Linked DNA regions of Mus musculus: regions 2 and 3 are each linked to region 1. The links are chromatin loops, found by intact Hi-C in ENCODE. Cell type or tissue: heart. All regions are shown on one strand. Links, peaks and the distances in the headings refer to the core of each region. The heading gives the core; the rest is flanking DNA. Region 1 overlaps Ube2g2 (ubiquitin-conjugating enzyme E2G 2). Region 2 holds the start of Trpm2 (transient receptor potential cation channel, subfamily M, member 2). Region 3 holds the start of Gm2696 (predicted gene 2696).

The links. A loop is a pair of places that touch in the nucleus more often than their neighbours do. Peaks named below come from ENCODE experiments on the same cell type or tissue, not always from the same donor. Only the 100,000 strongest peaks of a DNase experiment are listed, where the experiment ranks them.
Region 2: a loop joins it to region 1, with 2.4 times the contacts of the local background. A loop is called at or near these places in 8 of 42 quality-filtered maps.
Region 3: a loop joins it to region 1, with 3 times the contacts of the local background. A loop is called at or near these places in 5 of 42 quality-filtered maps.

Annotation. Positions count from the first base shown.
Region 1 is chr10:77,623,416-77,633,374 of GRCm38, forward strand. It overlaps Ube2g2 (ubiquitin-conjugating enzyme E2G 2), which reads left to right. Exons shown (of 6, transcript NM_019803.3): 2 at 7,311-7,346; 3 at 7,434-7,479. Among named protein-coding and RNA genes, the nearest start is that of Ube2g2, 6.1 kb to the left of the region's middle. In heart, for the core only: CTCF peaks have their summits at 4,277 (motif pointing right) and 6,781; DNase peaks (open chromatin) are centred at 786, 1,276, 2,716, 4,296 and 1 weaker place.
Region 2 is chr10:77,966,765-77,976,723 of GRCm38, forward strand. It overlaps Trpm2 (transient receptor potential cation channel, subfamily M, member 2), which reads right to left and starts at 3,108. Exons shown (of 34, transcript NM_138301.2): 1 at 3,019-3,108; 2 at 2,393-2,535; 3 at 87-332. The coding sequence starts at 248. In heart, for the core only: a CTCF peak has its summit at 5,585; DNase peaks (open chromatin) are centred at 3,117, 3,917 and 4,577; H3K4me3 peaks cover 905 bases; H3K27me3 peaks cover 3,617 bases.
Region 3 is chr10:77,811,696-77,821,654 of GRCm38, forward strand. The region is part of intron 1 of Tspear (thrombospondin type laminin G domain and EAR repeats); the gene reads left to right. It overlaps Gm2696 (predicted gene 2696), which reads left to right and starts at 2,927. Exons shown (of 1, transcript NM_001205009.2): 1 at 2,927-3,709. The coding sequence starts at 2,987. The coding sequence ends at 3,709. Gm9507 (predicted gene 9507) reads right to left here and starts at 194. Exons shown (of 1, transcript NM_001370816.1): 1 at 1-194. The coding sequence starts at 148. In heart, for the core only: a CTCF peak has its summit at 4,012; no DNase peak of the experiment used is centred there; H3K27me3 peaks cover 600 bases.

The sequences.
Region 1 (9,959 bases), core at 655-8,654:
TGGATATTGTTTAAGCCTGTGGCAGCAGTGATGGAAATGCATCCAGCAGTACAAAGCACGAGGAGCGAGGGAGGGAGGGAGGTTTTTTCCGTGTCCTTGTGAATTCAATAAAAGTCCCACTGAGTGTTTTTCTTCCTTTATGGTATAAAAGGTTTGTCCTCTGTTTAAGACCATGTACTCTAGTATTAGGTAGATTCAACAGGAACATCCAGGTTGAATTAGAACATCCGAGGTTGGGCTAGAGCGAAGGTGTTCTTGCATACCTGATTGTACTGTAGATTTAGAGGCGATATGACCTTGAGTGTGGTTCATTGTCTAACTTTTTTTTAATGTGTTTTTTATGTGTATTTTTATGAGTATTTTGATTACACATAGGTAAGTGTGTCATATGTGTGCCTGTGCCAGTGGATGTCAGAAGATGACATCAGATCCCCAGGGACTGGAGTTACAGCTGGTTGTGAGTCTTTGTGTGGGTGCTGAACTAGAACCTGGATCTTCTGCAAGAGCAACAAAATCTATGAGTCATCTCTTCATCCCTATTGTTTTTCAGGCTCCTTGTTTTTCTTTTATAGCAGTTGAATAACAGATATAAAACGATTAGACTGTGGTCATATCACAAAAAGAGCCAAGCGAAGACCTTAGACTGCTCCCAAGTGCAGTGTCCTGTGCACGCAGAGGCGGATATTGAATGTCCCACTCTGTCGCTCACTCTCCACCCTCTTCTCTTGAGACCAGGCCTGTCATTGAACCTGGAGCTCATCAATTCAGCTAGAATGGCCAGCCAGTTAGCCCCAGACATCTTCCTGTTTCCTCCCTTGCCTCCAACTCTGGGGCTACAGGCACCCATGGTAAATAAAGCCTGCCTCTTTTTCATACGGGTGCCAATACTCGAACCTGGTTCCTCTGTAAGAACAGTGTGTGTTCTTGTGTCCTTGTCATATGTTTCCACAGCTTTTCTTCTTACTGTGACAGACAAGGGAACAGTGGTCCAGGGCTGTTGTAACATTGTCACCACTCAGATACCATAACAGACAGCATCTCATGGTTTGGAGATAGAATTAGAAGCCCACTTGTGGCCTGGGCTGTCACCCTAGGCAGGGTGGGCTTTTGGGGAAGGTCCTTCCTCCCTCTCAGCTCTAGAGTGCTGGCTACTGCGGGTTACTTAGCTGTGCTAGTGTAAGTCCTTCCTCTCCTGTACCTTCCTGTGGCCATCTGAGCCTGGGTGTGTCGGTATTCAGATTTTTCCACTTGAAATGTCAACAGTCACTGGCTTAGGGCCCAGCCTAGTCAGAATGTTCTGTATTTAATTCTGGTACATCTGCTGAGACTGTTTCCAGACAGTGTCACAGTTCCCACATTGGGGTAGACTTGAGATTGTTTTACAATGACAGCTGTTTTTGTGTATTTGTGGGTGGGCAGGCGAGTGCCACTGTGCATGTGCAGAAGTTAGGACAACTGACAAGGGTCACATCTCCCTTCTGTGTGGAGCCTGGGAATTTCGAGCTTGGCCTGTCAGACGAGGCAGGAGGTGTCTCTGCCCACCAAGGCAGCACGTCAGAGTAGGGGCGTGAACCAGAGCAGAGCTGTTCACCTAAGGCCAGACACGGGAGAAGTAGAAAGGCTGGGTCCCTGCATTCCCCTTAAGGATCTGCTCTCAGTGCCTCCCCTGCTTGTTGCCTGGCCATGCTGCTGCTCCCTGCTATGATGCACTGCCTTTTCATAAGCAGGCATTCTCTCATCTCAGGTGACTTTCCTCAGGCACTTTGTTACAGTGATGGCCAGCTGAATAACTCGGTGTCCATGATACCCTGCTTGCAGAGCAGAGCAGGACAGTGACCTAGAGTCTTCATCTTCCCAGCACCACCAAGAGTTAGCGACATACCGAGTTGTCATTCTTTCTCTTTCTATTGCCGTTCTGTCTCTGGACACTGTGTGGTTTTCGTTTGTCTGTCTTAATAGAAGTTGTACAGTGTATATATATATATATATATATATATGTGTGTGTGTGTGTGTGTGTGTGTGTGTGTGTGTGTGTGTGTTCTTTGCTTTGCCCTGGGAGCTCTTACCAGCCTTGTGTCAGTTTCCTTTCTCTTGAAGCTTGTGACGGCAGCCTCCTCTCCTTGCTCAGTGGATTTCTCTTTATGAACAAGCCAGCATCCCTCTGTTCTGCTCCTGGCAGACACTGAAGTTACTTGCAGTTTGACTCTTAGAAGTACTGTGAGCAGATTTGAAAATCTCCTGGTGGACATGTGCAGGTTTGCATTGGAAGCATAATTTAGAGCCGTGCCGCATCTGTGTGAGCAGCCGGCGTTACAAGATATGCTGACCTGTTGGTCACTGTGGCTCTTCTGGTGTGTGTGTCATGGCCACCACAGCTGAGTTAAGTGTGTGCTACTGCTCAGGCTTTTCACTCATACGTTATCCTTGGGGTCTTCACCTTGTCTGGTAGGTGTTAGATGGCATCCTGGTGGCTTGAACTGTATGTTAGTGATTGCAAGTGAGGCAGCGGGATCCTTTCACATACACAAAAGGCCATCTCTGCCTTTTCTGCCAAACGTCTGCCTCTGGCAGGCTTTACACAGCGCTGACTTTTTCTCGCTGGACTGTAGGATCCTGTATGTTTGAGTGTGTCACATCCATGCTGTGAATAATAGCATCCTTGGAGTGCCCCGCCCTGCCCTGGGACTGCTCTGTCCCTTCTCCCCCCTGCCCCTCCTAGGTAGCACCGATTTGCTTTCACTCACTGGAGTCTTGGTGCGCCCTTCTTCGGGCCTCTGCACTCAGCACAGTTGTGCTGAGCTTGTCTGTGCTGCAGTGTACCCTTACCCTTCCAGCAGCAAGTGATGAAATAGAACGGGCAGTTACAGCTGTTGTGTAAAAGTCCTGGCAGGGCTCAGCAGGGTGGAGTGAGATTCCACTATAGTTCTCTGAGTCGCCATTGAAAATATATTGGTTGTTTACTTCTGGGAATTTCCACTGATATTTTGATATTTTCAGACCTCTGTTGACGTAAATATTCACAGACAAGGGAGCACTGGCTTGTTTCTTTTCTTTTTAAAGGTTTTAATTTTATTCTGTGCATTTGGTCTTTTTCCTGTGCATATGTCTGTGTACCAGGCGCATGCCTAGTGTCTGCAGAATTCAGAGGAGGGAGTTGGATCTCCTGCAACTGAAGGTGTGAGCTGCTGTGTGGTTGCTGGGAACTGAACCTGGGTCCTCTGGAAGAGCAGCCAGTGCGCTTAACTGCTGAGTCGTCTCCCCAGCCCAGCAGTGTCCTTTGTAATATAGAGTCATAGCCCATTGCATGGTCAGGCTGCACTGTTTAAACATTGGCTTCTTGATGACCATTGAGGTGCTGCCAACTTTTGGCTGTGACAACAAGACCTGCTGTGAACATTGTGTGCTCGTCTCTGTGGCATCTCACTTTGGTTTCTTCTGCACCGACGCCTGGTTAGTGTAAAAGGAAGTACCCAGTTGTTAGTGTAAAAGGAACTACCCAGTTGTTCGGTATAGCTCTGTCTAGTCTCACTGGCACGGTGCTCCACCACTCTGCCCCTTGTGTTTGTTTTTCAGCTCAGGGTTTCTCCATGTAGTCCTGGCTGACCTGGAACTCACCCTCTAGACCCTGCTTATCCGAGGCCTCAGTGAGGACGTGGGAGGATGGATCAGGACCTGACCTTACTTGACATGTAGTTTCTTCTCCATCTGGTTGTCTCCTCGGCGTGTCCAGGAGCTTCCTGTGCAGTGTGTAGGAGTAACCTCTGCAGCCATCTTTCTTGTTTTTTTTTTTTTTGTTTGTTTGTTTTTTTTTTTTTAAAGATTTATTTTATTAATATATGTAAGTACACTGTAGCTGTCCTCAGACACTCCAGAAGAGGGAGTCAGATCTTGTTGGGGATGGTTGTGAGCCACCATGTGGTTGCTGGGATTTGAACTCTGGACCTTCGGAAGAGCAGTCGGGTGCTCTTACCCACTGAGCCATCTCACCAGCCCTCTTTCTTGTTTTTACCAGTCAAGGCTTCTAGAAATGGAATCACCAAATTCGAGAACAGTTTATAGTTTGTTTGTGAGATGGCTATTTAAGCTACCTTTAAGAAAAATAGTTTTTAAAAAAATCACCACTTAAAGGGAATGGTTTTTGAAAGCTTCGGATATGTTTAGTAATTGTTTCTCTTCTGGAACTTGTGTTTATCACTGAATGTGGAAGTGTGTGGTTTTATGATTGTTAACCAGTGCACATTGTCCTGAAGACTGCCTGCTGTTGATTGCAGTTCCTCCCTGACCAGCAGGGGTCACTGCTGGATAGCAAAGTGACTGGGATGGCACAGGCTGTGTTGAGCCTGGGTCTCCATTGCTGGTCTCTAGATGCAGGCTTGAAGGAAGAGTATTCAGGGACAGTCTAAAGGGGACTCCCACAGAGCATACAGCTTGGCTGCATTTTGCCCTCGGTGCCCCTTGTTCACAGCACCAGGCCTCTTCCCCACCCCTACATTTCAGCAGGTCAGAATCTATCTGCCTCCTTTGTTGAGTGTTAGATTCTGACGACTGAGAATGTACAGGCTCTGCAGACTGCTCTGTTGTTGTTTTGTTTTTTGTTTTTTGTTTTTTTTCGAGACAGGGTTTCTCTGTATAGCCCTGGCTGTCCTGGAACTCACTTTGTAGACCAGGCTGTCCTTGAACTCAGAAATCCGCCTGCCTCTACCTCCCGAGTGCTGGGATTAAAGGCGTGCGCCACCATGCCTGGCCCGACTGCTCTGTTCTTTATCCAGTCTGTTCCTGTGAGGAGCTCCAGAGGGACACTGTAGAGCTAGCTGTGTTGCCAGTGTGTGCCCGTAGCCTTCATGGTACCTGATGTCCGCCTCCTTGCCTCTTTGAAGTGTACACACATCTATCTGTACCAGGGCTCTTACCCTTCTGTCTGTCTGGCTCTTTTCAAAAATCTTTTTTTTTAAAGGTTTTTTTATTATTTGTAAGTACACTATAGCTGTCTTCAGACACTTTTTCTTCTGGCTCAGGCCCTGCTCGCTCACTGTAGCTGTCTTCAGATACCCCAGAAGAGGGCATCAGATCTCATTACAGATGGCTGTGAGCCACCATATGGTTGCTGGGATTTGAACTCAGGACCTCTGGAAGAGTAGCCGGTGCTCTTAACCGCTGAGTCATCTCTCCAGCCCTCTTCAAAAATCTTAATTGCCACATCTCTCCAGCCCCTGGTTCACTTTCTCCCACCAATATTCTTATTTATGTTAATTATTGTGTGTGCTGGGGGTGTGGAAGTGCTCACACCATGGCACTCATGTGGGAACTGTGTTCTCTCTTCCATTGTGTGCGCATGCACTGGGCATCAGACTCAGGCCATCCCCTGCTGGACCTCTCCGTAGTCACGCCCTCTGTTGTGTGTCTTTCAACTTACTCTTCTTTCCTTTTTTTTGGGTTAATGGCCAAAAGCCCCTTAGATGGTCTGGCGTTGTTTTCCTTTGCAGGTTTCCCCACAGTATAGCTGTCCCAGCCCTTTGGTAATGGATTGAGTGAGTGCACACACACAGTTGAGAGTCGGCATGGACTTAGAGGTTCATGCTGTGGGACTTCTGGCCCCTTCCAGGGCCTGCTGTAGTTCCCTGTGCTGAATGCATCCACAACAGGATGTGCTGTCGATGTTGGACGTTCCTTCCCACCCCCACCCCTTTTTGTCTTTTCACTTTGCCCTCTCCACAGCTTACTAGGTATAATCTACTGCAAGGGGCAGCAAGGTGGGCAGTGGCAAGTACTCCCTGCCCTGATTTTTCTGTGAAATCAAAGGTAACCTCATTCATCTAGTATGTTCCTGTTAGAGCATGCATGTCTCTCTGTGGCCGCGTGTTCTCTCTTGAGAGTTTGCACTGTGCAAGACTCATGCTCTAAGTGCTCGTGTGTGGAAACTAGTTCAGGGATGGATGGATGGATGCTGACCTCAGCAACTTTGACCAGCTCACCATTTCCTATTGGCTTTCAGTTTCTTTGAATGATCTGTTTCCAATCTCTGTATCTGGTCCTTTTGCCTTAATCTTACTTGGCAGAGATTTATTAATGTTTTGGTTTTTCAGAGACCATCATTTGGCTCTGTAGGTCTTTTGTGTCCTTGGCAGATTGCATTCTGCCCTGGTTTCCTTACTGTGTTCTGACTTGTCCTAACGTGGCTGTTCCTTCTCCTTCCATTTGCCATTTTTCCAAATGTGTCCACAGGCTGTGTTCATTTGTTGGTCATTACCACACAGTGTTGGATATGAGTGACTTTATGAAACAGAACTGTTCATTTGGGCACAGTGGTGCGCACACAGACATTTCTCATTTGGGAGGCAGAGGCCAGAGGTAGCTGCAAGTTTGAGGCCAGCCTGGGGCATAATGAGTTTCGGCCAGGCCAGGCTTTATATAGTGATACTCAGTTGCTGTTTATTTGTTTTTGTTTTGTTTTTTTTTTTTTAATCTCACATTTTTGGATTTCAAAGTACAAGAGCAGGGTCAGTGGGAGAGCAGCGGGTGGCCCACATTGTGGTTTGAGTGCAGGGTCGCACATGAGGGTGTGATCACACCTGGAGCAGGAAACCAGAGAGTAGTTACCACCAATTGTGGTGTCACACACCCAGTGTCACACACTTTGTCATGCCCCCACCTCTCACAAAGGTTGTGTTTTTCCCCACCCCCACTCCTGCTACCCTGCTTTTGAACCTTGACTCTTAGGGACACACCCCAGACCAGAACCTGACATAGGTAAAAGTCATGCTGCCAAGAGTTGACATGCCACCTGGTGGCAGAGCTAGACACTGGTCTTCAGCAGGTGACCTTAAGTGGCTGTGATGCTGTAGTGGGCTCATCTGCCATTGTCTGAGCTTGTGCTGGGTGGTGGCACAATCAATCGCTGACCTAGAGAGTGGATCTGATTATGTCAGTCTCCCTGCAGCCTGAGCTTGGCCTCTCATCCTTCTGCCCTGTCACATTCAGAGAGGTTTGTGCCAATTCTTAAAATGTTAGGAAATGCCATTTAATTAAAGAATACCCCACTTTAGATCTCTGAGCCTTTGTCAGAGATGCTGGCAGGAGCACTCTGAGAGGCAGTCTGCCGCCTTTATTTCCACTTCTTACTGGTGTAAAGGGCTGCTCAGAGCCATATTGGTTTCAGGCCTGGGCACTTATCTGGGGACCAAGAGGCACCCTTTTGGAAGAAGTGTCCCCTGTAATCTGTAGTTTATATGATTCATGGAAGGAAGTGCTTTGCTAAGTGACAATGTAGCACACATTCTGTTTGGTAATGGCTATGTTCTTTCCCTTTATAGAATTAACCCTGAATCCTCCAGAAGGAATCGTGGCAGGTAAGGGGCTTGGGTAATTTCATTATGGTGTCCTTCCAGTTGCCAAAGCTGTCTTCTAATTAGGATGTGTTTTTTTCTTCCCTGCAGGCCCCATGAATGAAGAGAATTTTTTTGAATGGGAGGCATTGATCATGTGAGTTACTTTTGTGAATTACGGTGTGTCCGTTCCCCCCCCACCCCCCCGCCATGCTTTACTAGAAACTAGACATAAGAATCTCTAAATGTTGAACTCTGAACTTGAGTGGGCTCAAGTGGGCCTTGTAGCTTTCAGCTGTTCCTGGGCAGAAGCCAGGCGAACATGGATTCAAAGGAGATGATAGCAGTTCCTTAGAACCAATAGCCAATTTAGTTGTGAATATTAGCTTTACATAGCTTCAAAATGATATTTAAAATTTTTTTTTATTTAGTTTTTTTTTTTTCTCAAGACAGGGTTTCTCTGTGTAGCCCTGGCTGTCCTGGAACTCACTCTATAGACCAGGCTGGCCTTGAACCTGCTTCTGCCTCCCAAGTGCTGGGATTTAAGGTGTGCACCAGCAGCACCCATCCCAGATGGTGATGTAGTCTGTGGGGCCTTACTTGCCCCTTGGTTTCACATCATGGACAACACAGCAGGTGTCTCTGTGTCCCCAGCTGTGGGGTCTCTCCCCACCAGAGTGGCTGCCAGTGTGCTTTGATCCAGTGCAGTCACGACACTGTCTCCCTGGAGAGTGGCACGTCCCAGGGGATTCTGTCCCCATGACAGTCTCCCTTCAGGCTTAAGTCTGGGTGTCTAGAAGGTCTGATTAGCTGGAAGTTGGGGTTCCTATGACTCCATCATTGAAGCAGCTCCCTGAAACACTTGACTCACACCTGCAGTTTCTTCTGGAGTGCTTTTGGTTTGTTTTTTGAAGTATCTGTGTGAGTATGTGTGTTTTGCCTACATGCGTGTCCATGTACCATATGTGTGCCTGGTGCCTGTGAAGGTTAAAGAGGGTGTCAGGGTCTCTGGAATTGGAGTTAGAAACAGTTGTGAGCTGCCTGATGTGGGTGCTTGGAATTGAACCTGGGTCTTCTATAAGAGCAGCAGGTGGGCTGGTGAGATGGCTCAGTGGGTTAGAGCACCCGACTGCTCTTCCGAAGGTCCAGAGTTCAAATCCCAGCAACCACATGGTGGCTCACAACCATCCGTAACAAGATCTGACCCCCTCTTCTGAGTGTCTGAAGACAGCTACAATGTACTTACATATAATAAATAAATAAATAAATAAATAATTTAAAAAAAAAAAAAAAAAAAAGAGCAGCAGGTGCTCTTGACTGCTGAGCCATCTCTCTGGCCCTTCTAAAGGGCTTTCGAATAGTACAGATATGCAGTGAAGAGATCCTGGGCAAGGCCTGTGTACTTTGTAGCACATGGTGGATTCTTGTTCATCTTCCTGTGAGCTGCCATGTGCTGCTGTCCAGAGGCTTCAACCCCACCCTCTAGTACCACTCTCTTCTTTCTCTGATGCCTGTTCACAGTATGTGTGACTGACAGCCTGCATGGGAGCTCAGCTGGCCTGTCTGCTTAACCTTCTTGGCCTCCCCTTGTACATTATTTTATCAAGGTCGTGAGCCCAGACCCTTCAGGATGGAGGATGGTCTTAGCACCTATCACGGAGAAAGTTAAGTCAGAGAATTTCTTTATGACCCAATTTGACTGGTCTGTCTAAATGCTGAAGGCCCAACCCAGAAGAACAGCTTAGAAACCAGGAAGCTAGACAGAGAAACATATGTGTATGTTTATATGTGTGTGTGTGTGTGTGTGTGTGTGTCTCATAATATGTCCTTGCCATGGTGGATGAGCCTTAGATAGTGTGTGTGGCTTTCCTAGTAGGAAAAGGGCCCTCAAAGCGGCAGGTGAGCCCTCGGACCTACAGGAGCAGCAGCATTACACCTGAAGAGCCAAGGCTTTTGTTTCTTCTTCTCCCCTCCCCTCCTCTGCTTCTTATTTCCTGTTTGCTTTCTCTTGCATGCAGGTCCTGCATTGCTCTTGGTCCTGAGTGAGCTTATGGCTCCTAGCCCCAATGTAGATGCTGTGATATTTAACTTCTTAGAGTCACTTTGCTTGGAAATAGAAACCTGGGTTTAGGATGTTCGCTGATCAGACTCGGCCTGCTAAACTTTCTTCTTTCTACCTTAGATGCACAAGAAAATGAAGTTAGGTTAGTCTGAGGAAAGTGCATTCTATAATCAGTTTCTTGTTAGTGAATGCAAGTTTCAATTGGCTGTAGTGTTTCAGGTTGGATTTTATTGGTCTGGAGGACAGGGTAGGGAAGAAGGTTTGACTACAGGACTGTGAGCTCTGAGCAAGGAGGGTTTGTTTATGTCTGTGCTAGAGCACATTGTGGCCGTCCTGCCCCGACCCCTGCATACCCAGAATGGTGTGCGTGCTGTCAGAGCACTGCCACCTTGCATACCTGGAACCGTGTGCGTCAGGGCACTGCCACACCTATGCCCAAGCTCTTTCTGATTTTGAGCCAGGGTTTTGCTAAGTTTACTGGGCTGGTCTTGAACTCCTGTGGCCCAGGGATACCTGAACTTTTGATCATTTTTCTCAGCTTGCTGACTTGCTGGTATTACAGGCTTGGCACAGTT
Region 2 (9,959 bases), core at 740-8,739, 340 kb after region 1:
CAGCATGAATGGACCACCTAACCAATGATGACCATTGAGCTGCCTCTGTGGCCCAGAATATAGCAGGCTAGCCACCAGAAACCTACCTTCTCACTGCTGAAAGAGCACAGAAATCTCCTGCTCTTGCAAAGGCTGCTATTGCTTCGTCGGAGATTGGGGACCATGCCCAGGTCAGTGGCCCTCCTTGACTGCACCCCAAAGCCCTCCTCCTGCTCAGAGCCAGTTCTTCTCCGGTCCAAGGACTCCATCCTCCACGGCTCCAGATTCACCCGAGGACAGAGACCTCTAGATGCCTTCAGGGAAATCTCTTCTCATTTGTGAGACTGGGGATTCTGAAAATAAAAACACCCCAAGAGAGAGGTCCTGAAATATATCTGAAAGAGGAAGGTGAGGATGCATTTCTGAGCAAACACATCCACCCGTTTCCCTTCTGGAATTTTCATCTATTTCCCCTTTGTCTGGACATCTCTCTGAGCTTCCAGAGTTCTATCCCTTGGCAGAGCCCTTGGACAGTCTACAAGCTCACAAGCATATAAGGACCATAAGAGCCCATTCCTAATGGGCATAATCCCAGCTATCTCTGAAATCCCACAACTCACCAGCTCCCTGAATAAGAACCCAGACCAGTGAAGGAAGACCAATTCCTGTAGCCATCACATGGGTTGCAGTTCTGCATCTCGTGATTATAGAAATCAGTTGACCAGGCTGGGCAGTGGTGGCGCACACCTTTAATCCCAGCCCTTGGAAGGCAGAGGCAGGTGGATTTCTGAGTTCGAGGCCAGCCTGGTCTACAGAGTAAGTTCCAGGACAGCCAGGGCTATACAGTAAGAAAGAAAGAAAGAAAGAAAGAAAGAAAGAAAGAAAGAAAGAGGGAGGGAGGGAGGGAGGGAGGGAGGGAGAGAGAGAGAGAGAGAGAGAGAGAGAGAGAGAGAGAGAGAGAGAGAGAGGAAGAGAGGAAGAAAGAAAAAAAGAAAACTACAAACAAACAAACAAAAAAATTCCAAGGAAACCAAAGGTATTCATTTCCATAGGGCTTCCCTGGGCCTGAGACATACCCCCTAACACTGTTCTCTGATAACAGTAGCCCCTCACCCCACTGCTCCAACAGGCAAACAGGAGGGGTTGCCAGGGGGCAAAACCCAACCGCACACCTCAGTCCCTCCCTGCGATGAACACCACTTCTCCGACACCAGTTCCCAAAGCTGTTCCTCTGCCCACTCGCTGATCAGCCCTCCTCCCTGATCTCTCCAGGGCTCTTGGGGCTGAACTGTGGCAACAGATTTTGGCTTCAGAGAGATGCTCTGGCCCCTCTATCTGCTGTTTTTTCCCCAGGCATAACCCCAGGGCTGTGAGACTAAATACTAGACCAGCCCCTTGCAAAGCTGCAAGAGTCCAGGACATTGCTTGTCCCTGTGCAACTTTTCAGAGACTTAGTCTTGTACACTCAGTAGCCTCCCATCTACAGAGAAACAGAGAAGCCCACTTGACAACAGAAGAAAGGAAGCTAATACAGCAGTTGGTGTGGAGAGACCTATATTAAAGGCAGCTCCTGAGATAGCCTGCCCTCCAGATGCTAGGCGTGAGTACACAGTATGCCTGTCTGAAGGCTTGGCCTGTCCTAAGGACTCCGAGGTATTTGAATCCAGATTCACATTCAGACAGCTCCTGTCTCAGCACAATCACTGAGTCTCTGCAGATGTCCTCGAAAGCCAGCTGCAAACCACCCTGAGATGCTCTCCCACCTGAAGCCACCACTGCTCTTAGGCCACACTGTGACCTTGGCTCAGCTTCTTTCTCCCCCCATCCTCTGTCCAAAAAGAGTAAAAGGCCATAGATGGAGTCAGGAAGACTGACAATGCCCTCAGTGGGGTTCCCCAGTCACTGACACCTATGGGTGTGTGTGTGTGTGTGTGTGTGTGTGTGTGTGTGTGTGTGTGTGTGTTCAGAGTACTCCAAAGGGCAAAGAATGAATGGACAGACAGATAGAGAGGACTTGGCAGAGCCTACACCCTGGGTACAACATGACATCTGTAAATGTATTCATCTGGGTCATCAGAACTACCTGTAGAAGACAGCAGGCTGGAACAGAGCAAGGCCCCCATGTGGGATGAGCCTCCAGACCTGAGCTCTATACACACACACTGGTAGAGACAGGAAAGGGCTCAGATGTGAGGAGGAGGAGTGGTACACCCTCCGCTACAGCCTCAAGCAACTGAATCCAGCCCCTGCTGAGAGAGCCCGGTTAGGAATGGATAGAAGATAGCCAAATCCGACTGGGCTCTGGGCACATCTTCCAAGTAGCTAGTTACCCTCAAGACTCCTGGACCAGCGTGTTTCTGGCCACCACACCCACCCCGGCACACAAAAGTACCAGCAAACATACGGGACTTACTTTATTGGGAGGGAGGGCTTATGAGCCCTGGCTGGGGGCTGGGGCATGTGGCACCTTCTTTACCTCACTCACTGAAAAATTCTGCATCTCTCAGGCTTCCCAGTAGCTCTCTGCTTGCTCCCAGGCATCCTGGACATACTGGTCTGGAAAGCAGTTCAGATTTTATAAACAGCTAACCACAGGAAAGGGCACAGAAGCTAATGCCCTCAGTCCTCTGTGAGGGTCCAGAGAAGAGCGGGAGCTGAGAGCTATAGCGCGTGGGCACAGGTCACACTGGCTGACATTGAGTCTGTGCCCCTGTACCAGCTCCAGAGCCTGTACCTAGATGCAGCTCAAACCCTGCACTCCCTCAACACCCCCAACTTACACCTCTACTCCAGGGAACACCCTCCCCCCCACCCCCCCCACCCCAGGCTGAACTCTCTGCACCAGAAAGCAGTCGCATTCTAGCTCATGCCTGCACCCAGGTCGAAGACTTAATCTTTACACTTCTGTCACACTCAAAGGACACTGCAACCCGCTCCCCTCCCCGCATGAGCCCCTGCAATCAGCGTTCCCATCCCCCAACTGAACCCCCATTTCCTCTCCAGATACTGGGTCAGCGCCCCTTGACCAGCGCCGGGTACCTGCTCAGAGGCCGCGCACCCCAGCGTCACACGCGCAGCTGCGCAGGACAGCCGCTCTCACCCGCATCTCATCGCTAGGCGCAGCCTGAATGGCCCGCCCCGCACTCTGCGTCACTCAGCCTGATTGCTTGGCAGCCGCAACTAACTAAGAACGTGGAGCCAAGCATGTGCTGGGCCTCCTGAGATGCTCCACTTGCGGGTCAGCCTCTTCGGGACACCTAGAAAGGCACTTGCGGCCCCGGGAATCAGATCCTCCACAAAGTGTAGGAAAAGATTTGTATATGCCTTGTCTTCAAGCCCTGAACCTCGAAGGAGGCAGCCTGGTATAAAGAGCCAGGGCGCCCCTGTTGGACCTGAGCGGACTTAAGTAGCCGCCTCACTCCTGCCTCAGTACCCTCCTGCTAAAAGTCCCTTACAGCTACCCTCACATTAGCTGTGCTCCTCACAGGAGCACCCAAAGCCAAAGACAATTCCCAAGGGGACCTAAAGACTGGGGCAGCCTCAGGGTCCCTCCAAGTGTGTCACACAACAGAGGAGACAGAAAGAACCAGTAGGATGGATCCTAAATTGAGCCTGCAACAGGGCTGGTTTCAAAGATGCCCACCCTATCCCCAGTTACCCTGAATGTGTTGTGCCTGGTTCCTGAGCGTGATGAGGGCTGTATTGACTCCTGGGAAGACGACTGACACTTCCTTCATCCCTGAATCACACTCTTTCCTCTCCGTTCCCAACACCAGTCTGCAATGCCCAACAGAACCCCTGAGCCATTGGCTTCAGTGCCAAGAACATGAAGAGGATTGGTGTATGTATGACCTCTGATGTAAATTGTGGGGGATCTGCCCAGGAAGTCATGCCTGGCCAGCAGCTTCCTTCCTCATTTCCTCCCCAGGACTAGGTCCTCCGTGCAGACCCTGATTCAGCATGTACTGTTGAAGGTCCTTCTACAGCCGCCCTGTGGCTTCCCCTCCCCAAATGAGGCAACCAGCCTGCTGATGCTCACCACGCCTCACATCTTCCCATCCAGCCACCCCAGTCTGGATGGAGCCATGGTAAAGATGCACTATTTGCGCTGGGCGTGGTGGTGCATACCTCTAATCCCAGCACTCGGGAGGCAGAGGCAGGCGGATTTCTGAGTTCGAGGCCAGCCTGGTCTACAGAGTGAGCTCCAGGACAGCCAGGGCTATACAGAGAAACCCTGTCTCCAAAAACCAAAAACCAAAAAAAAAAAAAAACACTGTTTGCAGGGACAGCACTTGTATGAAATGTTGTTAGGAATAATGCCATAGGTGGAGGTGGAGGTGGAGGTGGAGGTGGAGGTGGAGGTGGAGGTGGAGGTGGAGGTGGAGGTGGAGGTGGAGGTGGAGGTGGAGGTGGAGGTGGAGGGGGCTGTTTCTCCTCCAAAACAGTGAATGGCGAGGCAGGTCACAGGCCAGATAACGTGCATGTGGTCACCGGTGCAGTGACTCTGCTCTATTAAGTTGCATGCTGCACGGGCATCCAGATGGCTTGAGCACCCAGATGACTTCCCTGTCCCCTGCTGTCTGGCAACTAAGGCTCCAGGAGTGGTAGATTAGAGACTGAGCTGCCACTCCCAGGGAACATGCCCAGACCCATCGTTAACATGTAAGGAAGTGGTTACCCCGCCCCCCCCATGCCGTCTGCGCATGCTCCTTCCCTAAGACATCTCATTAACTGAAATCACCACGGGCTGTTAATATTTCATAAGACAGTAATTGCAGCATGGCCAGCTGATAAGCGGACTGGCCTCTGGTTCCAAGTAGCCCAGGCCCCCTGAGGGAACATCATCTAAGGTGAACCGGCCAATGAACTGTGCATACCCATGAAGTGTCTGTGCTGTGTGGCCCCGGGTGGCTCTTTCTCTTCTAGAGAAGAACCACGGGTTACAGGAAGGCCACATTGCATCTTCCAAGATACATTACAATGGCATTTATGAACTATCCATCCATAAAAATGATGGGCACCATCCATAAAACGTAGATGCAGCACACGCTGATCTCGCCAGAAAGTCGCCTCAATTCTGATGAGGGAAATTTCAGCACAAGGAGTTTGGTTGGGTTTTTTTTTTTTTTTCAATTTTGTTTAAAAGGACATTATGCCCAAGATAAAAAGCCCCTGCTTTGGTAGCAAAAAGAAAACCACAGAAACGTGGTGATCTGATGGCTCACTGCGTGGGGGTCATGAATGAGAAACCGGGTGAAGGAAGCTACGGAAGGAGAAGTCTTGGAGCAGAACATCCGCACTGGCTCTACAGAGCGCATTAACTGCTCTGTCCCCGGTGCTGACTCTGACTTTGTATTAAGAAGAGCAGACTAGGGGGTTTGTTAAGTGGACCAGCATGGCTGTGTGCTAAAAAAATAAAAGAAAAGAAAAAGAAAAAAATTATTTACAAAAACAGGCAGAGGGCCAGATTTGGAGCTGAGGCCCAGGCTAGAGAGTTCCAGAAACATTGTAGCAAAAGAACTGCTCCAGAGAACTCGGTGGTGGGTGGGAAGACACTGTAGGAAGTTGTAAGAAAAGCCTGTGATTCGGAAAAGAGCCGCTGTGTGGCGCTGGAGAGCTGCCTCAGACTGTAAGAGCACCCGCTGCTCTTTCAGAGGACCCTAATTCAGTTCCCAGGATTCACTTGGCAGCTCATAACCACTTGTAACTCCAGTTCTGGGAGATCTGATGCCCTCTTCTGGCCTCTGTTGGCAACTTCCCAGGACCTGGCTCTGCTTTCACCTTTGGGAGGAATATCAAAGTGGGGCCGGGGGAAGGGGGCGTGGGGGGGGGCGCAGCTTCAGCTAGAGGAGAAAGGGACAGGGCTGGACAGAATCATCCACACTGTGACCTAGGTGTGATCGAGAGCCAGAGGCTATGGCCATCACAGCTTTGTAACCTTAAGACCTGTTTGGGTGCCCATCTAATCTTCATCCAGTGACTGAAAGGGAGCATGGCCTGGGGTCGAAGTTGCCTTGGTCAGAAGACAAAGTTTCAGCTGTGAGCGATCAAGAAGTGGCCAGCAGGCAGCCAAATGAAAACCTGCCCTGGTGTCAATTTCCTCACAGACATCACGGCTCTCACCAAGGGCTGGCTCTGTGCTCTGCTGTAGCTGCTTCTGTCTCAGCCACCTTTCCTGCCCCTGACCCTGGGGTCTACCAGCTCTGCTACTGCAAGCCTGGGTAGAGAATTCTTTTCCAGGGGAGATGTATGCAATGTCAAATGTACACACACACCTCCATATATGGTCTTAACCACAAACCAAACTGAGATGTCACCAAAGTTCACCTTGGAGAACCAATGATTTTACTGGGCTTACTTATAGAAAATGCATGTGACATTACTGGTGGGAATCTTTGGGGGTGGGGCATCAAAGAAGCTACACTGGAAAGTCTTCAGGCAGTATGGATGATAGCTTCCCCCAACAGCCTCGTAGATGCAGCCCCCTTCCATTAGCCTCCTCTGCTTATTTACTCTCTCATGTCCCAAGACCACATGCAACTAAGGACAAAGTTGGATACAAATGGCTGGGGGGGAAGGCAGGCTAAACTCTCGGGTGAGGGTCCAATGACCTCCCCCTAACCCCTCATTCTATCAGAGAACATCAATAGTCAGCCAGGCTACTCTGAATGACCTCTTGAAAATTAGCACAGTTAATCTGATGGCGATGACATTTTACAACAGCCGCATTCCTCTTCTGTGGGGGCAGAAGAAGAGGTAGGCGTCAAGTGTGGGGTAGCTGTTTCCTCTGAATTGAAATTTTTACTTGTTAAGGGAGAATGGAGGGCTCATAAGATTGAAAAACAGCAAAGGAAACTCACAAGGCTCAGGAAGCTCAGAAAGTTACAAGACTCACAGCCGGGCGTGGTGGCGCACGCCTTTAATCCCAGCACTCGGGAGGCAGAGGCAGGCGGATTTCTGAGTTCGAGGCCAGCCTGGTCTACAAAGTGAGCTCCAGGACAGCCAGGGCTATACAGAGAAACCCTGTCTCAAAAAACAAAAACAAAAACAAAAAAAAAAAAAAAAAAAAACAAAAAAAAAGACTCACAAGGCCCCTCCCCAAGGTTAGATAAACAGTTACAGTTGCTGAGATGAGGAGACTCTCTGAGCACCCACTGCCTACAAGTCCTTCAGGGAGCTTGATGGATACAACTTTGGTGAGTGGTCACCCATGTTCCTATAATGAACCCCAATAAACTCATCAGTTTATCAAACTGAAGAGAGAATTGTTTCTCTGGTCTGTTGTCATTGCCCTATAGATGATTGTTTGTGTCTCTGTAGGAAAAGCCACACAACACTAGAAAATGAACCTCAGCCCCACAGAGAGGGAACAGCAGCATCAAGAAGTGTCAGCACAGGCTGGAGAGATGGCTCAGTGGTTAACAGCACTGACTGCTCTTCCAGAGGTCCTGAGTTCAATTCCCAGCAACCACATGGTGGCTCACAGCCATCTGTAATGGGATCTGACAGCCTCTTCTGGTGTGTCTGAAGACAGTGACAGTGTGCTCACATACATAAAATAAATAAATACATCTTTTTTTTTTTTTAGAAAAAAAAAAATGAAGTGTTTGTTCTAAGGAAACCAAGCAGTAGCAGAGAAGGGCCTCCCTGTTCACAGCAATGCCAGGCTCGCAACTGCCTGGTCCTTTAGTGCCCCGCCATTATAACCCCTCTGAAGGACTACAGACTGCAGCTGAGGTAGTGCACACCCAGTTCATGGACAGCACATGACTCAAACAGGGCCAGTTCCCACATGCAGGCTTGAGGAACTTCTTGAAGCCCTTTTCCTGCCAGATGTGAAACTGCCAACTTCATACCTCGAGTAGGAGGCCAACCACAGTGGTCTTGGGTCAGTAGAACATAGGATGCGGCCATGCCCTGAGAGCCCTGGTTGCCCCCCAGGTGAGAAGCCACAACTCGAGTTCCTCAGGCCTGGGAGGCAGTGTTTTCGTTTTGGTTTACCTAAGTTGGAGTTACTTTTCCTGTCTGTGCCAGAGTTCTTTGCTGGGAAAGACACCCTTCTGCGTTTGAAATGAGACCTTTGTGATAGGTGCCAAACTTTATGCAACTGTTACAGAGAATGGAAGTGGAAAGCAGAAATTGCAGAGTTTAGGGAAGCCCCTTGGCAGTTCTCTTGAAGTAGGACGAGAGCATTTGTGGGATACTGGGAGCCAAGTGCCCTCCTCCACACACCACTGTAGATACAGGACCAGACAGACAGATGGGAAAACAGAAGGGTTCTGCTCCGGGCTTGCACCTAGGAATGCCAGGGTGCTTCTGGGACCGTGTGCAGGATAGCCATGAGTCTACATAGACTGTTGGCTGCAGCTTAAGAAGGAGACATTCGGTCATCTCTCAGCACAGTGACCTTCCTATGTGGCCACGGCTGCTGCTCCTCCTACCTTCCAGATCATATACATTTGCTGGTTGCTTCTCTTGGGGTCAAACCAGCTTGGAGCTGTGGGGGAAGGGAATTCTAGGAACACAACTGAGCCCAGGCAGTGCGTTCTGATACCATGTATTCTTTGGGATTCCTTCGTTTAAAATCTCAGCTGTAGCCATCTGGTCCTTCCATTAACCAGCAGGCACTCCTGCAGCCACCAAATATGATACAGTCTGAAGAAGCCCCAGGGGCTATACGACACAGCCACCTCCGGTCTTTCTAAACCAGAGATGCCAGTGAAACCCAGAGAGAAGCAGTTGTTTTCAGGTAGATGCTATACTGCTGCAGGAACTCAAGGGAGCACTGATCTAGCTCAGCTGCCTACGACTTCTTAAGGCAGGAAAAGCCACAAGCCCTGAAAGTCAGCCCTGCTGTGTAGGGGGTCCAGAGGGCGAGTGAGGGTGGGGTGTCTTCCCTGTGGTAGTGGGACCTTCCCAGGCTGATAGTCTTAGGGTCGTTGCTGACAGGACAGCCCTCAGAAAAGATAAGGAATCAGTGACAGGAGGAAGGGAGGAAGGGAGTCAGGCGATGGTCAGGGCTATTTAGCAGCTGGCTAACTAATCTGTGCTTCTGTGGCTCTGACTCACTAGCAGCCCCGTCCTCCTTTATTTATTTATACAGGTTGCACAGAACAAAGATAGGCTAATGATTACCCTAGTTGTACGGAATATGTGTTTTGTTTGTTTTATTCCATGTCCAGGTTACAAGTTCAGTTACAATTAGAAAACAGAATAGGTTTTATTCCCTGTAACCCCAATGTAAAGAATCTAAAGACTGTCTCCTCCAAAGCAAACACATTTACTATAGGACAGCCTGCTTTTAGACTGGCAGTGTTTGCAGTTTGAAAACACCCCAGACAAACAGAAATATCTGAACCGGTCTTTTTATGAATAGGAAACATTAATATCTAACTTCTATGATTATATGTTTCATCATCTAGGCTATAAAGTAGGGAAAGTTTCTTTTAGTTGGTCTATCTCATTGAGTTCTATTCCTCCAGGGTATATACCCTGTACAACCCCCTATCTTTAAACTACATTTTCAGAGAGCTTAGACGCCTATAATAAAAAAGAGACCTTGAATCTGTAACCTATTCTCCTGGCCAGTCAGAGTTTGTCAAAAGTCTCTGTTTACCCTGTACCGATTATGCTGCTTGAGGTAGCTCAGGGGCAGATACCCCAAAAAGATTCCTGGAGTAATGGCCTCATCTGTGCTTAATGAGCTCCAGACCATAAAGAATACTCCCAAATAGTGGCCAGATAGAGTTAATTTTAGGATTTAAAAAAAAAAAAACTCAGACATATTTTTTTCTCAGCAAAAGACATAATATGAATCATAACACAAAAAGTCCCCAAGAATGCAACACACGGAGATCAAAACCCAACAGAGACAGGACAGTGATTGCAGCAAGCTACTCAGCTTCCCTGGAACTGTGCCAAGCAGCTTGCCGGCTCCCTAACTCTCACTGTTTCTATTGGATATGACTGTCCACTGCTTC
Region 3 (9,959 bases), core at 748-8,747, 190 kb after region 1:
ACTGGCAGCAGCTGGGGACACAGCAGCTGGACTGGCAGCAGCTGGGGGCACAGCAGCAGGGCTCACAGCAGCTCTCTGGGCAGTCATCCACCTGCCAGGAGGAGTTGGTGCGAGCGTCAGAGCAGACAGACATGGTGGAGGCAGCCATGGCAGTGTTGGGCTGGAGTAGAGTGAGTGAGTGCGTGACTGTGAGTGTGTGAGGGGCTGCGCCATCGGCTTTTATCCCCCTGTGCTGTTGTTGGCTTGCCCTCCCTTCCTTGTTGGTGAGCCTTGTGGCCATCATCAGGGTGTTTGTTTTCCTGGGATGTTGTTTGTCAGGTCTGTTTCCTGACTGTCTCCTGCTGGAAACAGTGATGGAGCAGTGGCTATAGGTGAGTCTCTGTGAGCAGTGAGGTTGGGATATCATAGGTGGGACTTGTCCCAGCCATCCTATGGCTGCAGAGATGTCATCCAGCCGTGGCTGGCTTCCAGGATCTTTGCTCCCTCTGCAAGAATCAGTGCCAGGGGAGCACTGTCCTCAGCCTAGTACCCCTCCCTGAGTCCAGCTCTGCATAAAGACAGTTATCACTTTGTGACAGTGTCTGGAGGCCAGAGGCAGTCAATGACCCATCTACAGCCATTGAGTTGAGGGTTCAGGCACTGGTCTGTAACTACCACCCCTACAGTGTCTCCTCAGCTCCTACACCTCTCTGTATTGTGCTATGACTCCATCCACTCTGCTCCGTGCCTGCCGTCCACTCTTGTCCTTAGTTAGGGCTGCAGGATGGTGAGCTTGGCCCCTCCCTGCTCAAGAAGGTTATCGGTTTCCAGCCATTTTGACTCATCCTGAAAACAAGTCTCTCGGGTTCTAACCCCAAGAAGCATAAAGTGCATGCTCTGTAGAAACCACAGGAGCATAGCATGGGCCAGGAACCCACAGAATTCTCTTGTCTCACTGATCAGTGTTCTGCAGCCACGTCACCCAGCCTTGCCTCTCAAGCGCTGGGATGAGTATCTACAGCCACTGCTTTAAAGTTGAGTCTCATATGTACACAGAGCTCAGTGCAGAAGATGCATCAGGAGGTTAGTCTTCATCTGAAGCCAGTGCTGACTGTGTCTCACTACATGTATGCACACGCATGCACATGTATGCACACACATGTGCAATGCACATATTCAGAGCCCATTCTCCACATCCTAGGGTTGTCACCTGGCAGCCACTGGCAGTGATTTAGCTGACTAGTTGCTGCTGGGATTCACGTGGGATCCATTTCCCATGAGCCTCTCTGGTCATTGCATGTGCAACACAGGAGCTTGTCCGATGTGCTTCTGTCCAATGGTCCTTGAGCCATCCACGTGGAAGACTCATTACCATAGGCCACACCAGCAGCAGAGCTAGGCCTAAGCTTGTAGACTGTCTGTGAGGTGCACATGGGGCATCAGCATTGGTCATGGGCATTCCCTGGCACGATGACATCACAGCCCCTGAAAACGTGGTGCCAAGGTGACCCTGATTAGGCTTGTTTTCAGGAGGAGTCAAAACCAAAAGGCAGAGCCTTATTATTACATTCTCCCACCCAGTTGGGGACATGTGACTCAGGGTTCCCTGTTCAGTGCATATCCATGGATGGCCACAGAAAGATCACAAGTAGATTTGGGGATGCAGATCAATGTTAGAAAGTAAAAATCAGAATCCACAAATGGTGAGGACTGACTTTTTGCCTGTCATCCATCCAACCACCTGCTCATCCACACATCTATCTGCTCATCCATCTCTCCATTCATCCATCCCTCCATCCAGCCACATGTCTATCCATCTACCTATCTATCCATCTATCCATTCGCCTATGTATTCCCACTTCCATCCATCTATCCATCTATTCCATCCATCCATCCATCCATTATCTATCTATCTATCTATCTATCTATCTATCTATCTATCTATCTATCTATCTATCTATCCTCTATGTGCATATAATATGTATGTGTATGCATAAACTTGTCTCTACACGTACAGAGTTCAACAACACAAACTGTTGATCCACCACGTTCTTTAGCTTAATTCAAGAAGTTCCTTTTATGTAACCCTGTAAAGAATTGTCTCTTTTTAACAGCTAATAGAGTTCTAGACGGGTCCATGTGTGTATCCCCTGTTGTTGTGTGACTCAAAATAACACACATTTGCTTCATAGTCTGTGCATTGGGAGACCTGTTATAGCAAACCTGGCTCTGTGGAGCTGTACCAAAGCTGAGCCAAGCCCTGATGGGTCCTTTGAGCAGATCTCTTTCCTGCTCACATAGCTATTGAGACATTTAAGACCGAGTGCCTCAATTTTTCTTCGGCTGTGGAGCCTCGTCTTCCTCAGGCAACCCTATCTATGCACAGCTTGTGAGGTGCAGCTTCTTCTACAACAGGGGGAGCGCTCCCAAGACATCAGCATCCCTGCGGCAGCTGCTGCAGTACTGACCCTTGCTACGGGGCATGGCCCACCACACTATAAAGCTGCACATGATGAGCCCAGGGGCAGGGTCTGCGGCAATCTGTCACAGTCACTAGGCAACATCACTTTTGCTTTTGTATACACTGCATGCTGAGCCTCAGAGGCGTTCTGCACTGAGAACTGATTCTAGAAACAAGACTCAGAGGTCCCCTGTGGTGGGACAACCCATGGCTATCTCTGGTGTTGTCCTTGGGAGTGAAGATGTGGGATATTTAACACACAGCCTCTAAGGTTCCTGTTTGCAAAGACGCATCTTGTCCAGCTCAGGGTGGGGCCACCCAGAGGTGAGGAAGACCAACAGATAATGCATATACTCAACATGTTTACAAGGTGAGAGACAGTTGTCAGCTAAACAAGGAATAGTGTTAATGAGACTGCTGCGTCAGCAAACAAGGAAGGGGACAGCCAGGGAGGAGAATAAAAGCCAAGGGCTCAGCACCTCACATACACACACACTCACACACATTCACTCAACATACACTCACCCTTCTCCTGCCAACCTTGCCATGGCCGCCTCCACTATGTCTGTCTGTTCTGACACTCGAACCAACTCCTCCTGGCAGGTGGATGACTGCCCAGAGAGCTGCTGTGAGCCCTGCTGCTGTGCCCCCAGCTGCTGCCAGTCCAGCTGCTGTGTCCCCAGCTGCTGCCAGTCCAGCTGCTGTGTCCCCAGCTGCTGCCAGCCCAGCTGCTGTGCCCCATCCCCCTGCCTGACCCTCGTCTGCACCCCAGTGAGCTGTGTATCCAGCCCCTGCTGCCAATCTTCCTGCTGCACACCCTCATGCTGCCAGCAGTCTAGCTGCCAGCCAGCTTGCTGCACATGCTCCCCCTGCCAGCAGCCCTGCTGTGTGACCCTTTGCTGCAAGCCTGTCTGCTGCACACCCATCTGCTCTGGACCATGCTGCCAGCAGTCTAGCTGCCAATCCTCATGCTGTCAATCCCCCTGCTGTGTGCCTGTCTGCTGCAAGCCTGTGTGCTGCACACCCATCTGCTCTGGCTCCTCCTCCTGCTGCCAGCCCTCCTGCTGTGCTCCTGTGTGCTGCAAGCCCTGCTCCAGCCTGTCCCTGCTGTGTCGCCCTGTGTGCAGACCTGCCTGCTGTGTGCCCACCTCTTCCTGTTGTGCCTCCTCCTGCCAGCCCAGCTGCTGTGGCCCAACCTCCTCTGTGTCCCTGCTGTGCCGCCCTGCCTGCTGCAGACAGGCCAGCTGTGGACAGAAGTCCAGCTGCTGATTCTATCCCCGGATGCGTGCTGGAGAGTCAGAGATCACAGAAGAATGTACCCACCAAATGTACTCACCATGGCTGACCATGGCAGTGCCCTCCTCTGCCCCTGCCTCTCCAGGTCAAATGATCTCACCTCGTTGTGACCATCCCTCCTTTGAATACACTTGAGCCTTCTGAGCAATAAAGATGCAAACTGAACCTGTGTAGACTCTCATGGTCCTCATTGGTATCTCATAATTCCTCCTTTGCACAGCAATCCGCTGTCCTTTGGAGACCATTTGTGCTCATTCAGGAAACAGCGCCCCCTGTCATCGCGCTTGGTAACTGCACCTCCTCTATATAATGCCAATCAAACCTGAGCAGGCCCTTATGTGCTCCCTGCTTCCCACAGAAGCTCAGGTGACACTTCTTCAGGTGCCTGCCAAGTGCTGCCTCAGCTCCCCTGTGGTCTGCCACTGTCCCATGTTTAGCAGTGTGAGAGTGTGTGCTAGCACCTGGAATCAGGTCTGGCCATGTGTCTGTGAGCAGACCTCTCCCTGCCCTTGGGTCTAAATGCAGAGACCTTCAATGTGTGGGAGGATTTGGGCTGTAATTGAAGGGCAAACACACTGGCTGGACACACAGGCCAGGCACACTGGGAAGTCTGTGATGTCTTTACCATCCTAGAATCTTGTTTTGGATGAGACCATGTTGGCATCCCGGGATGGTCCTGACTCTACTTCAGCAACCATCAGGTGAACTCAGCTTGCAGAGGGTGAAGGCAGGGAGTGATGCTCCTATTTCAAGTTCTTGTTCTAGGATAGGCAGGTGTCTTGGCAGCAGCTGTTCATGTGCCTGGTACTAGTCACAAGCTCAGGGTGTGGCTCACAGTGCCTGGAACCAGGATTAAAACAGCTCCTGATTCCGGTCTATGGGAAACGCTTTGGCCTGCCCTGACTGTGGGGAAAGGATACCACCCCAGTCGGGGTGCTAATACAACTGTTGAAGTCCACATAAGCAGGAAGAGGTCGGTGTAGACACAAGCAACCCTGCCCCATCCTGACATGTCACATCATGGTGTAGCCATTGGGGGGCGGCCTGAGGCCTGAGAGTATGAAAAGTTTCACACTGAGTGAAACTTTCTCTTTAGTTCTTTATTCAACGGAGGCTACTGTCTAGTTTCCTGGACATTCAGCAGCAGCACAGGGGACAGTGCCTGGTATGGGCTGAGGTCCCTAGAGGCCTGTGCTCTGCCTGTACCCTGGGAGATGGCAGAGTCTGTAGAGATGGCTTGGTTAGAGATGTGTAACCATTCAAGGTCTTTGACATAGTGTCATGGTTTGAATATGTTTGGCCCAGGAGTGGCACTATTAATAGGTGTGGCCTTGTTGGAGTAGGTGTGTCACTGTGGGCGTGGGCTTTAAGATCCTTACTCTAGCTGCCTGGAAGTCAGTATTTTGCTAGCAGCCTTCAGATGAAGATGTAGAACTCACAGCTCCTCTTGCACCATGCCTGTCTAGATGCTGTCATGTTCCTGCCTTGATGATAACGGGTTGAACCTTGGAACTGTAAGCCAGCCCCAATTAAATGTTGTCCTTATAAGAGTTGCCTTGGTCATGGTGTCTGTTCACAGAAGTAAAACCTTAACTAAGACAGACAATGTGGCTGGATGGCAGTGGTTCCATCTCTTTCCTTCCAAACATGATATTAACGGTCTTCTCCACTTTCTGTTCTTGTCATGACAAGGCTCCTGTCCACAGGCCCAAAGCCACAGGCTAGCCCACCATGGACTGACACCTCCGCAACCATGAACCTAAAGGAACTAGTGATCTCAAATATCATTTATATTGATGGAAAGCCACCTCATTCAATGAGGCCATATCTATCTTCCCTTCTACCCTGCAATGTCCTGAGGTCATATCTCACCTCCCCCCCTCCATTATGACTGTGATGGCTACCAGACATAGGCTGGGGGCAGAGGCACTGGCCTGGGGACTCCCCATTGCTGTACCACTAGATAAGTGATGTCACACTGCCTTGCCCTGACTGAGCCTCACCCAGACTCAGCTCTGACCTGGAGGTCAGTCATCAAGTCAAACACTTACCTGGCTCTTATTTTATTCAATACAACTATCTAACAAATAAGACAATAGACTCATCCCATTTTCTCAGTGAGAGTCACTTGCTGGACAGGGTTCAGCACCTGACCCGTCCAGCAGGTCCAGTTATTCGAGGATCTCGAGGGGACCTCCTCCTAATAACCAAATGGGGGGTAGAGAGAGACGAGGGTCTTGTACGAGTAACGACACGGAAACCGTTCTGAAGTTGTATCAAGACCCCAAAATGTATTAGCCAGGCCCAAGGTTTAAATACACAAGCAAAAGGGGAAGTGCCTTTCAGCAGGAAGGATGGGGCAGTAGAATTGCACAAGGAAACCGGGAAGTACAGATACTTATCAGCGGGAGGGATGGGGCAATACAAGCAAAAGGAGAAGTATTTATCAGTGGGAGGGGGGCAATAGAATTGCACATTCTTAGGCAGTTACACGGGGAAGCAGGAACTTGGTGGTGTCAGGGTGTGGTCAGGAGAGCGGTGATGACCCAGGGCTGGAACATCCCGTGGTTCTCGGAATCCATGTGTCGGTGGCCCGCTTTTGACCCCCTTTTCTTCTCAGGGGGAGAGGCCCAATTCAGAGATCAAGAGTTGTCTTAATAGCTCCCAACAAGCACCAGGACTGGAGACCCAGTCAGGAGACTGCCCCACATGGTAATCCAATGAGCTCCACCAAGGGGCTCTAATCAGGATTTGAATATCCTTTGCAGGCCTGTGTGGACAGAGCTGGTGATGTTTCTCTAGGACCTCAGAGCCCTGAGGCTGGGGCTGGTGCATCTTGTGTCTGCCCTGGATCTGCTGTCAGGCTTCCTTCTGGGGCGATGCTGGCTGCACAGGGCAAGCCTGAGCAGTGGTGGGTCAGGCCAGGTAGTAGCAGGTCAGAGAAGGATTCTGTGGAGTCACAGAGGGAAGTGTGGTTGGGACTGGAAGATATCCTGTCCTCAAGCACAAGCAATGGATTCACTGTAGCCTTGCATACTCTCTCATCCTGGAAGCTAGAAATATGCAGGGCCACTGCGCACACACTACACATACACACTGCACATACGCAGTGCCACCACACAGTTCCCTCACACACTGCATACTGCCCACACACCCTGTACACACCCTGCACACACACACTGCACATACACTGCCCACACACACCGCATATACACACTGCACATATACACTGCACACACACACCACACGCACACTGTACACACTCTGTACACACTGCAATACACTCCGCATATGCACACTGCACATACACACTGCACACACACACCACATGCACACTGTACACATACTGTACACACTGTAATACACTGCACACACTGTACACACTATATACACACATTGCATATACACACTGCACATATACTGCCCATACACACTGCACACATGAATACCACACACACACACACACACACACACACACACAGTGCACACACACTGCACAACCTGCTAGGAGGACCGTGAACCTGTAGGAAGGAAACACTTAGTTAGCCCACATCATCTGTGCACAGCCTTGGCTCCAGACCACAGTATCGGGCTGACTACCAGGGAAGGAGCGAGATACAAGAGCCCAAGGGGCTCTAGCTGAATCTGCATGGTGGGGTGCAGGAGAATAGGGGCTTGATGCACTGTGAGGTTGTTGGGAGCCTGCCCAAGCACCAGTTCTCTCTGGAAAGCAACAATGGGGGAGCACTGGTGATTTTCGGGGGCAAACTAAATTTTGTGAGGGCTAAAGTGTTGCTTATTTCGTAAGATTTGTCTGGGGGACCTTTGGGATAGCATTGAAAATGTAAATGAGGAAAATACCTAATTAAAAAAAAAAAGATTTGTCTTTCTTAACTCTTCACTATTCCGAGGGCAGAAACTACTGGCTTCAGGTGATTAACACCTGCTGTTTAACAGTGGAGGGTTAAGTAAAGGATTTGTTGCTAGGGTTCCTTTCTCTCAGGAGCCAGCCAGGAGCCTCTCATTGGTCAGGCAAGAGGCTTGGAGCTCGTTAACTCTTTGTGAACCAGTGAAAAAAGAAAGAAAAAGTATTTACATCTTTTACACAGGCAATAGGCACAGGCGCATTCACCTATACACATATCCTCTGGTTGGGCCCAGTCACCTGCCTCATCAACTCTACAAGTATTCATGCATACTTACATATATACCCATATACTTACACACATGTATAGACATACTTATACATATATACATTTGGTGGTCAGGGCTGAACTCCAGATGTCACACTTTATTCCTCCTCTCTAGCCTTCTTTTACCTTTTTAGACAAAAATTATTTTGGGAAATTACCTCATAGATAAAATGTTGCACAAAGAGAGAGTTACAGAAGGATGTCAGTAGCAAGTTCAAAACAGTGTTTCATTCTGTGAGCCCATTATAAGTTCAAAGCAAACTTCCCATGGCCTTGCTTTATCACAGTGCACACCTGTGGCCTCATCCTTCGGCCTGACCTAGAGTGAATGTTTTTCCTTGATCACAAATTTCTCCCAAGCCTCTTTCTCTCTTTAGTGTAATTGTGAACGCTCATTGTATTCCTTATCATGCAGCCTTTGCTTACTATTCTATGAGGAGGGGGCACATTCTAGTCTTGATTCTAACTTTATTACATCTTTCTAGCAAACAACTAAAACCATCTCTTGAAACTTTCTTCCTAAAATGATCTGAATCAGATCGGGAATTCTATAAAATCACTAATTTATCTAAACAGCATTAATTCACGAAAGCTCATCTTTATGTTAATCTGCAGGAAATCTGTCCAGTAGGGTGCTCTGGTGCCCCTGAATCATTAGACTGTGTAACAGGGATAGGAGAAGGCGTATCAGCTGCAAGAAACAATCCTGAGATGACGTCTCTTGGGACATTGCCTCTCAGAATTCACCTATCATAAGCCATGCAACAATGGTGGGCCACCTCCAGCAAAGTCACCTGCTAACCTTAGCCTCCCCTAGATGGCTCCTGACATGGGTGCTCTGTGCTCTGAAGCTGGGCAGTGGGCACATAGACACTGAGTGAGAGTACTTCCCCAGGCTTGCCACAGGCTGGAGACAGCCAGAAGAGAGGACCTCCCCCAGGCTAGGAGCACTCTGTCTACACAGAGCAGCTGCTTGTTCTAGTCATGTTGTTGACCTTGCCCTCAAGCACAAACTCTGTGGCCAGCCCCATCAGAATGTCACCAACAGGGACCCATGAGAAGATGGAGCTGGCTCACAGGAGTGTCCCCGCAGGAAGGAATCTGTAACCGTGGGCTTTTTTATCCACACTCAAGTTGCCGAAATAATGACTCTGAGACTGAATTATTTCTGCATAAATACCTAGGTCGTAAGCTGGGGCTTGTTCCCCGACTAGCTCATAACTTAGTTAACCAGTTTATTCTCCTCTGTGAGTGTCATATGGCTGGTTACCTCTTCACAGTTTCATGTGCCTATCTCTATCCGCATTTGGGGTGAATCTCTTCCCATGCCTGACTTTATCCCAATTCTCTCTCCCTGCCAGAACTCCCACCCCCTGTTTCTTGCCTAAGCTAAGAGGCCAACAGCTTTTTCTTTTTTCTTTTTTTTTTTTATCAACATGTGATGCTTCCATACAGTACACAAGAGATTCTCTCTACAGGAGTCAACATCTGTCAGTGGAAAAACCAAATCAAACCACACCCATAGGACAGAGCAGTATGTTCGGACCAGGGAGGGAAAGGATTCACACAATAAGCCAGCGCAGTCTAGGATGGAAGCAATGGATAGAAAGAAGTCCAGAATGGCAGAGCCAGTGAAATTAAGGGACAGATAGTAAAGTCGTGCATTAATGACATGTGAGAACCAGGAGCATGATGGGGGATGCTAAGGCCAAAACACACCAAGAGCTGAAAACAGAAGGCCAAGAAAAGCCTGAAATTATCAAAGATGAGGCCTGAGACAGGAGGTAGGCCTGAAAAGATCGGTTGAACCAGAATCACAGGCAGACCCGCAGTCATGGGGTGGAGCCGGAGTCACCGGCAAAGCCAGAGTCACGGGTAGAGCCAGAGTTACAGGCAGAGCCAGAGTCACGGGCAGAGCAGAGTCACAGGCAAGAGCAAAGCCGGAGACATAGGCAGAGCCGTGGTCACAGGTAGAGCGGAAGTCATGGGAAGAGGAGGAGTCTCGAGCACGTTATCGTAGTCTGACATGT